Regions from separate parts of the Homo sapiens genome. Here region 1 is linked to region 2. Evidence: chromatin contacts called from ENCODE Hi-C data. All regions are on one chromosome and are shown on one strand. The core of a region is the stretch at or near the end of the contact, and the rest is flanking DNA. Distances in the headings are between cores, read along the strand shown.

Evidence for each region. A loop is a pair of places that touch in the nucleus more often than their neighbours do. Pooled maps may share reads with other maps.
Region 1: a pooled map shows a loop between it and region 2 (2.0-fold over the local background). The contact joins the promoter of FSTL5 here to the enhancer-like site in region 2. A Hi-C loop is called at or near these places in 2 of 37 single-sample maps with no recorded cell type and 4 of 50 pooled maps.

What each region holds. Positions count from the first base shown.
Region 1 is chr4:162,162,503-162,165,847 of GRCh38, reverse strand. It overlaps FSTL5 (follistatin like 5), which reads left to right and starts at 1,848. Exons shown (of 16, transcript NM_020116.5): 1 at 1,848-2,233. RefSeq lists an enhancer at 1,585-1,694.
Region 2 is chr4:161,712,894-161,716,571 of GRCh38, reverse strand. All of the region lies in intron 6 of FSTL5 (follistatin like 5), which reads left to right. Among named protein-coding and RNA genes, the nearest start is that of FSTL5-AS1, 310 kb to the left of the region's middle. Within about 2 kb of position 2,376, at least 3 of the 41 ENCODE cell types and tissues checked have a DNase peak (open chromatin) inside an H3K27ac peak, as active enhancers do.

The DNA.
Region 1 (3,345 bases), core at 599-3,098, 450 kb before region 2:
CCTTTATTAAAATGACTTTGGGAATTGAAGAACTCATAATACATGCATGTATGGGTATATCTGTGCAAAAAGTCATGGCACTTGACACTTACAAATGCAAAATCAGTAGTTGTCTGAGAAAACAAAAACATTGCAGATTACCCAAAATGCAAAACTTGTAGTCAAGGTGTGTTGGAGAAATAGTACTGGGGATTGTACGTTCAGAAAAGAAATGGGCAATTTCTGGAATAAAGCCATAGAGAAAGTTTTATGTGGGTGTGAATCAGAATAAAAAAATGTTCCTTCCCTCAAGCAAAAACACCATAGTTTTTTCCTCTGTTATTTCTTCTTTTTTAAGTAACTAGAAAGAAGCAGTTTGGGGGTATGGGTCCACAAAGTAAATAGACTTCCTCAAATAACTTCTTAATATTAGAGAAAATAAAATGCATTATTTTTCCTGATGGGGAAATAAGTAAGTGTATTCCTTTGATTAGAGTCCCTGAAAAATGCTTGTGAGTGGATCCAGTGCTAGATGATATCAGACTCCTGGCATATGATGACACATATCAGTGTGTATGCATTCTGATGGAAAGCAATGTGTGAAATGCTATGACATTATTTGAATAAACAACCTTTTTTATTAAACATGCTTTATCCAACTTAAGAAAATTTAAGCTTAGTTTTAGATACCCACTTCTCTGTCCAAGTAAGTCATGATAGCTGTAGGTGGGACATGTGCATGGAATGTGAATAATCACCCTTCTGGATGATTGATTGCTTCAGTTCACTGAAAGTGTTTGTTTACAAGTTTAAGCAGTCTGTGGAATTTGGCATGACAGGCCCCCTTTCTCTTGCCTTCAAGGAGGCTAGAGCTTCACTGGGACAAGAAATATCACAAATACTGAGAGAATTGCTAAAGGCTATGTAAAGCTTCCAGCATAGCCCATCTTTCATAGAAATATTGATATAGTAGACATAATAAATATTGCATAACCTTCATAATTTTGGCAGTGGAAGTTGAAGCTGATAACTTTCACTTTTTATTATTTAATTTTTTTCCCTCTGGAATCTCCAAGTCTATACAGTTTGAGGATTTGTTTAAATCATGAGAATGAATAAGGAAGGTTCTGTAGGTTTTATAGGAACGCATATGAAGTATAATATATACTATGGAGCACTCGTATTTTTTTTCCTTAAGATTCTGTTTAGAAATGATGGTTAGCGCTGCAAGCTTTCACGTTTTCTCTCAGTGCTCAGAATTTTTTTTTTTTTCTTCCAGGCAAGTTTCTGCAGCAGCGACTCCCTCCAGAGGCTCCGTGAACCGAGGGAAGGGAGTAGGAACACCAAATACGGATCCGTTCAAATAACCAAATGGCAGGGAGAGGCAGCAAAGTTTGGGCAGGAAGATGAAAAGGATTGGAGATGTTTTCAAGAATGGTTGAATAGATTCATTCTATTTCTCCGTCTCCTCCCCACCCGCCTCCCACTCGGTCCTCTCCGTGCTCCACTGCCCCCTCTCTCCGCCCCGTCTTCCTTCCAGAGCTGTGCCCGCAGCGATCTTAGAGTGCGCAGAAACGGCAGTCCCCGCGAAGGCAAAGGCTCCAGCACCGTCAAAGCGTTTAGTTTCTACTGGACTGGTTGAGAATACATCCTGAAGTCCAAAGATGCCCACGCTGACGTTAAGCCTGAATTTTGTTGCCCCGATTGCCGCAGCTGACTCTAGCAGAAGCCCAGTCAAGGGGGCGGCCCCTCACCTCTCGGCGAGTTGATATGCAAAATAGTTACGTCAGATGGTGGGGGCGGGGCACCCCCGGGTTGAGTGGCAGCAGCTCCTGCCTAGGGAGGAGGAGCGAGAATCAGCCTGGTTCAGTGACTGAGACAAACTGGAGGTGAAAGGAGCTGGTACTGTCCACTGTGCTGTCGGTGCTGAACCTGAGACGCGAGCGGACCAGTTGCTCCAGCACCTGAAGGCAACGCCCTCTTGCACCCTCTGTGCCCTGTGGGACCCGCTTCACCAACAGGACCCATATCAACTTGACAAAGGAGTGTGGTATCGGACGTGGGAGAGAGTCCTCTGTTTGCCACCTGGGCGCTCATTCAGGCGTGACTTTGGAGATTTCTATAGTTTTAGACCAAACTATTTTTTTTTCCCCAGCTAAGACGATCTTTTGAGAGTTTTTTTTTTTTATTGTGATTTATATTTCCACAGCGTTTAGGAATCTTTCTGGGGGACTTTTGTGACTGTTAAAATAAGGTAAGAAAAATAATATTGTTATAAATGATTACAAGTGGGGGAGAAATACAGACTGCCATACAAAAATTTAAAAACAAGTTATGCTTATTTTTATAATTTGAAACTGGACTTTTGGCAATGATTACAAAAATATTTTAATAATTACTATTATTATTATTATTATTATTATTATTATTACAAGACAATCTGTTAGTGATTATGCACTAAATTCTAGAGGGGAAGTTGAGAGCTTTGCTTTTTGTGAAGTTGATGTCATTATGTTATATCTTGCTTTATAAATATAAATATTTTAGAGCAATACTTTCAGCAGGGTTCAAAGGATAGGAACCATTCCAGGAAACCCCCCAAATATATTAGCAAATGATGTTAAATAAATCAACCAACAAGTTGTTTAGAACAAATATAATCAAATAATTATTTGAATGGACTAGTCTCTGGTTAATCATCAATATTATTCCTATATCTAAAGCATAGACTTCAAAGTGCAGAGCTCTCTTAACATTTTTTGGAAGGGAGGAGGTAGGTATAGAAACATTTACATCATGCTGGGTCCATTTAGATGTGTTGTTATGCAGTAGATCCAAATAAAACTTGTGAAACTCAGTCTCTGAGCATTCCACACCCCAAGGTCATGTGTATTTCCAAGTTGGGGGCTGTTTGTTCTGCTGTTGACTAGCAAATGTCATCCCCTTGCAACCCCCTCAGGTTAGAGGTGGATGTAAATGGGAAGTTCTGATTTAATAATACAGTATTCGCTTGTATTATAGTCGCTTGTGCTGTTGGTAATTGAATGGAACTGGGAAGTGTGGGCTGAGAAAATGTCTCACTATTTCAGCAATGTTTAACCTCTTGCATGCTTAACAGAGAGCTTTTCTTTACTTAGAAGAATTTTCTTTTGAAGCTATGTTCCTTTTATCAATTGGCAGTGTGTTCTGAGTGTGTACAGAGAAAGAATTCAGTGTGGAAAACGACTGAACAATACTTCTCATAGTGAGCAATTATTAAATGATAGAAGTTATCCTGTGCTCTTTGTATTTCTTATTACTATTCATGACTTTGACAGGTGTGATGGTTTGCCTGATAAATGGAATTGTGGTCTCTCATTTATGTCA
Region 2 (3,678 bases), core at 1,127-3,626:
AGGCTGGAGTGCAGTGGCATGATCTCGGATCACTGCAACCTCTGCCTCCTTGGTTCAAGCGATTCTCCTGCCTCAGCCTCCCTAGTAGCTGAGACTACAGGCACACACCACCAAACTCGGCTCACTTTGGTATTTTTAGTAGAGACAGGGTTTTGCCATGTTGGCCAGGCTGTTCTCGAACTCCTGACCTCAAGTGATCAGCCCACTTTGGCCTTCCAAATTGCTTTCATTAGGGTGTGAGCCACTGCGCCTGGCTGGAAGTGCTATTTTATATAGGGGAATTGGGAAAGGCCTGTCGGAGGTGGAGACAAACAAGAGAGTTGAATGCTGTGAAAGAAGCCATGCACACATCTAGGATGTTGAGGAGGAGACAGCATTATCAGATAAAGAGAAGAACAAGTATGAAATCCCTATGGCAGGGTCTATTTCCTGTATTCAAGGATCTGCACGGTGATGGAGACCCGTGTACCAAGGAGGGTGGTGGGGGAATTTTGTCAGAGAGGTGGCCAAGGCATAATGTTATGTAAGACTATTGCAAGGGTTTTGGATTTGATGCTGCGTGTAATGAGCCGATTATTTACTTTTTATTGTGGAATTTATTTGGCTGTAATATAAAGAATGCAGTCCCTGGAATAGGGAGAGAGCAAGATTGGCAGTGGCCAAGCAAATGCTGGTTTTCGGCACTACTACGGGCTAGAGAGATTATTCAGATTTTTATTTCAAAGGCAGAACATATCTTTTGATTGGATGTAGAATAAGTAAGAAAGGAAAATCAAGGATGACTTAGAATTTTGCTCTAAACCCTTGAATGAACATAGCTTCTGTACATCACAGGAGGCTAAGGAAGGAGCAAGTTTTGTATCTAATATGTACAGATGCCTATCAGCATCTAAGTGGAGCTATTGAGATGGAACTTGGTTGTAGGAGTTAGGAGTTTAGAAGAGGAATTGGCTTTGGAATTATAAGTTCGAAACTTATAATTCTTTTACGGGTGATAAACCATGGAACAGGAGATAGTGGAGGGTGGAGAGCTCACATGCTTATTCTCAGATGTGAGTGCTGATTCTCTCCACTGTCTAAAAGTCAGGAAGATGAAAAGCACCCAGCAAAGGATATAGGCTAAATGATCACAGAGACTGGAAACAAAATGACAGGGTGTGTCATTTAAGAAGCCAAAAAGAGTATGTTATTAAAGACAGAACGATCCACTATTATCAAACATTTGGGCAGTAGACAAATCTGCTTTGATTTCTGAACTATGGGTAATTGCCTTTTTTTGTATATGAAATACATGGGCATACATCAACAGTATTGCATGGCTCACCTTAATATGCTTTCTGCACTTTGGTTTCTATGTTCAAATGGAGTGTAAAACCTACATATATGGTAAATGCTTCACAAGCAGTGGTTTTTCAGTATTTGTTTTTCTTCTTTTCCCTCACCACCCTCCTCCTTAAAACATGTGTTTCTCATCATAGCAATTTTGGCTCGATTCATAATGTAGCTCCTATTATTATTTTAAATAATCAAAAATTATTAGTTGTTCAAATATTTTATATGGTTTGTTTTATATAAAATAGTCCTGCTCTAAATTGAGTAAAACTTTAAAAAATTTACTATTTATTAAGTGAACTTCAAACTTGGAAAGAAAATATGTATATTAAGATTGATACTGAAATGCTTACTTTTCATACCTAGTACATATAGGATAGAGAAAATAACCCCAGGCTTTTATGAAAAAAATCTCAATTAATCTACTAAAAGCCAGCTGCACCTCTTTGCTTCTATAATCAAACCAGTGCAAAGTAAAGTTTATTTCTTTCTGAGCAAAAACAATGGCTTGTATGTAAAAAAATCCTTTAAAATGAGCTGGTATTTTTCTGTTTGCTTCTTTCTAGAAGAGATTGGTTAGTATGTAAAGGTGACATTGGGATAACCATAAATCTAAGCAGATGACAGTGTCAGACTGAAAGTAGGAAGCAAGGATCCAGTTAGCAGCACAGCAAATCCAGCTTAGAGAGTGAACATTCATTACAAGATAGAGGCTAATGGATTAGATTTGTTAAAGGATTAGGAGATTTGAAACCCATTTTTAAAATTATTTTTCTATTACTCACGATAGCTCTCACTGTGTATATTATTTCTGGAATGTTTTATGTCTGTATATTAAGTAGAAAATAGAAGCAGAATTAAATAAAATGGAGATCACTTTTAACCGAAACAAACAAAACTCATGATACAATACTCTGATGTGCATACTGGTTCTGAGTTAATGGAATATGAATTTCAGGTTTTGATTTACATTCTCCTTGTGTGAGAAAGCATGTCATGAAGTGACCTCAGATCATTCTACACACTTTAATGAGTTTCTGCATGTCCTCTGAGTCATCTAGCCAGATGGAAGGCTCCTGAAACAGCTCTTCACAAAGAGTGTTTTGAGAAAGGAAACAATTCAAAAAAGTAAGAATGTGAGTGACCAACAAACAGAAAAAGCTATTAGCTTACTAGTAAACAGTGAAAGAAAATTTAAAACAATGAGATTGTTTCAAATATCTACAAATATAATAGGTTTTAAAAAGTGGAAGCACAGGTTTCACACAGTTATGGGTAAAGAATACTAATTGAAAGTGTAAAGGGCATATTTTTGAGGAACAATGTGACAATAGATGTCAAAGAATTAGAATGCAAACACTTTAATAAGCAATTAAAAGTCCAAGTGGAAAAATGTAAAACAATCCAGTAGTTAAAATATATTACAGAAACCTATGAGGCTACAAAAAATGAAAATATGATCACAGAAAAATATGCCTATTTTGTAATGTTAAGAAAAAAATTAATTATAAAACACCATATAGAGAATAATGTAACTAATACAAAACCCTAAATATATGTAGAGTTACCTGTAGGGGTGTGTGTGTGTGTGATTTTGAATGGATAATAACTTTTTTGTCATTATTGTGTGATTTCAGGTAATACTTTTTTCATTCCTTCTGTAGGGCATGTACTGTTTTTGCACGCTGAAAACAGTTAAAGTGTGTTCTGTGAAAGACAATTTTTTGATTATATGTTGTACAACATTACCGTCTTAGAAAGTTATGGTGAACATTAGCTTTTCAAAGTAAAGTCACACAGTAGGAAAACACATTGGACCTTGTGTTACCCAACTTTTTCCTACACTACTTAACCAGGAAACTCCTGGTAACTTACAGCTGTCTCCAGTGAGCATGGACTGGGAAACACTCTTCTAGACACCTCCATTGTTTATGCAGTAGCCAGCACATTTCCAGGCAAAATTATTAACAGCATGTATATGTGTAAAATATGTTTTAGTATTTTGTTAGTCTGTCATGCTATTAGCTATTATTATTGACAATTCTTTTTGTAGCAAGACTAGAAAGGAGACATTCATTTAAATCACAAAGTTGTTTAGGAAGAGCTCGGACTTACCACCTGTACCTGGATTAATTAACTATGCCCTATACCTCTGAACACTTACTTTGTCTGGACATGGCAACTGTGTTAGTCTGTTTGTGTTGCTATAAAGGAATACCTGAGACTGGTTAATTTATAAAGAAAGGAGGTTTATTTGGCTCACAGTTCTGCAGGCGGTATAATAAGCGTGACACCAGCATCTGCTAGTCTTCTGAAGAGGCCTTAGAAAGCTTACAATCATGGTGG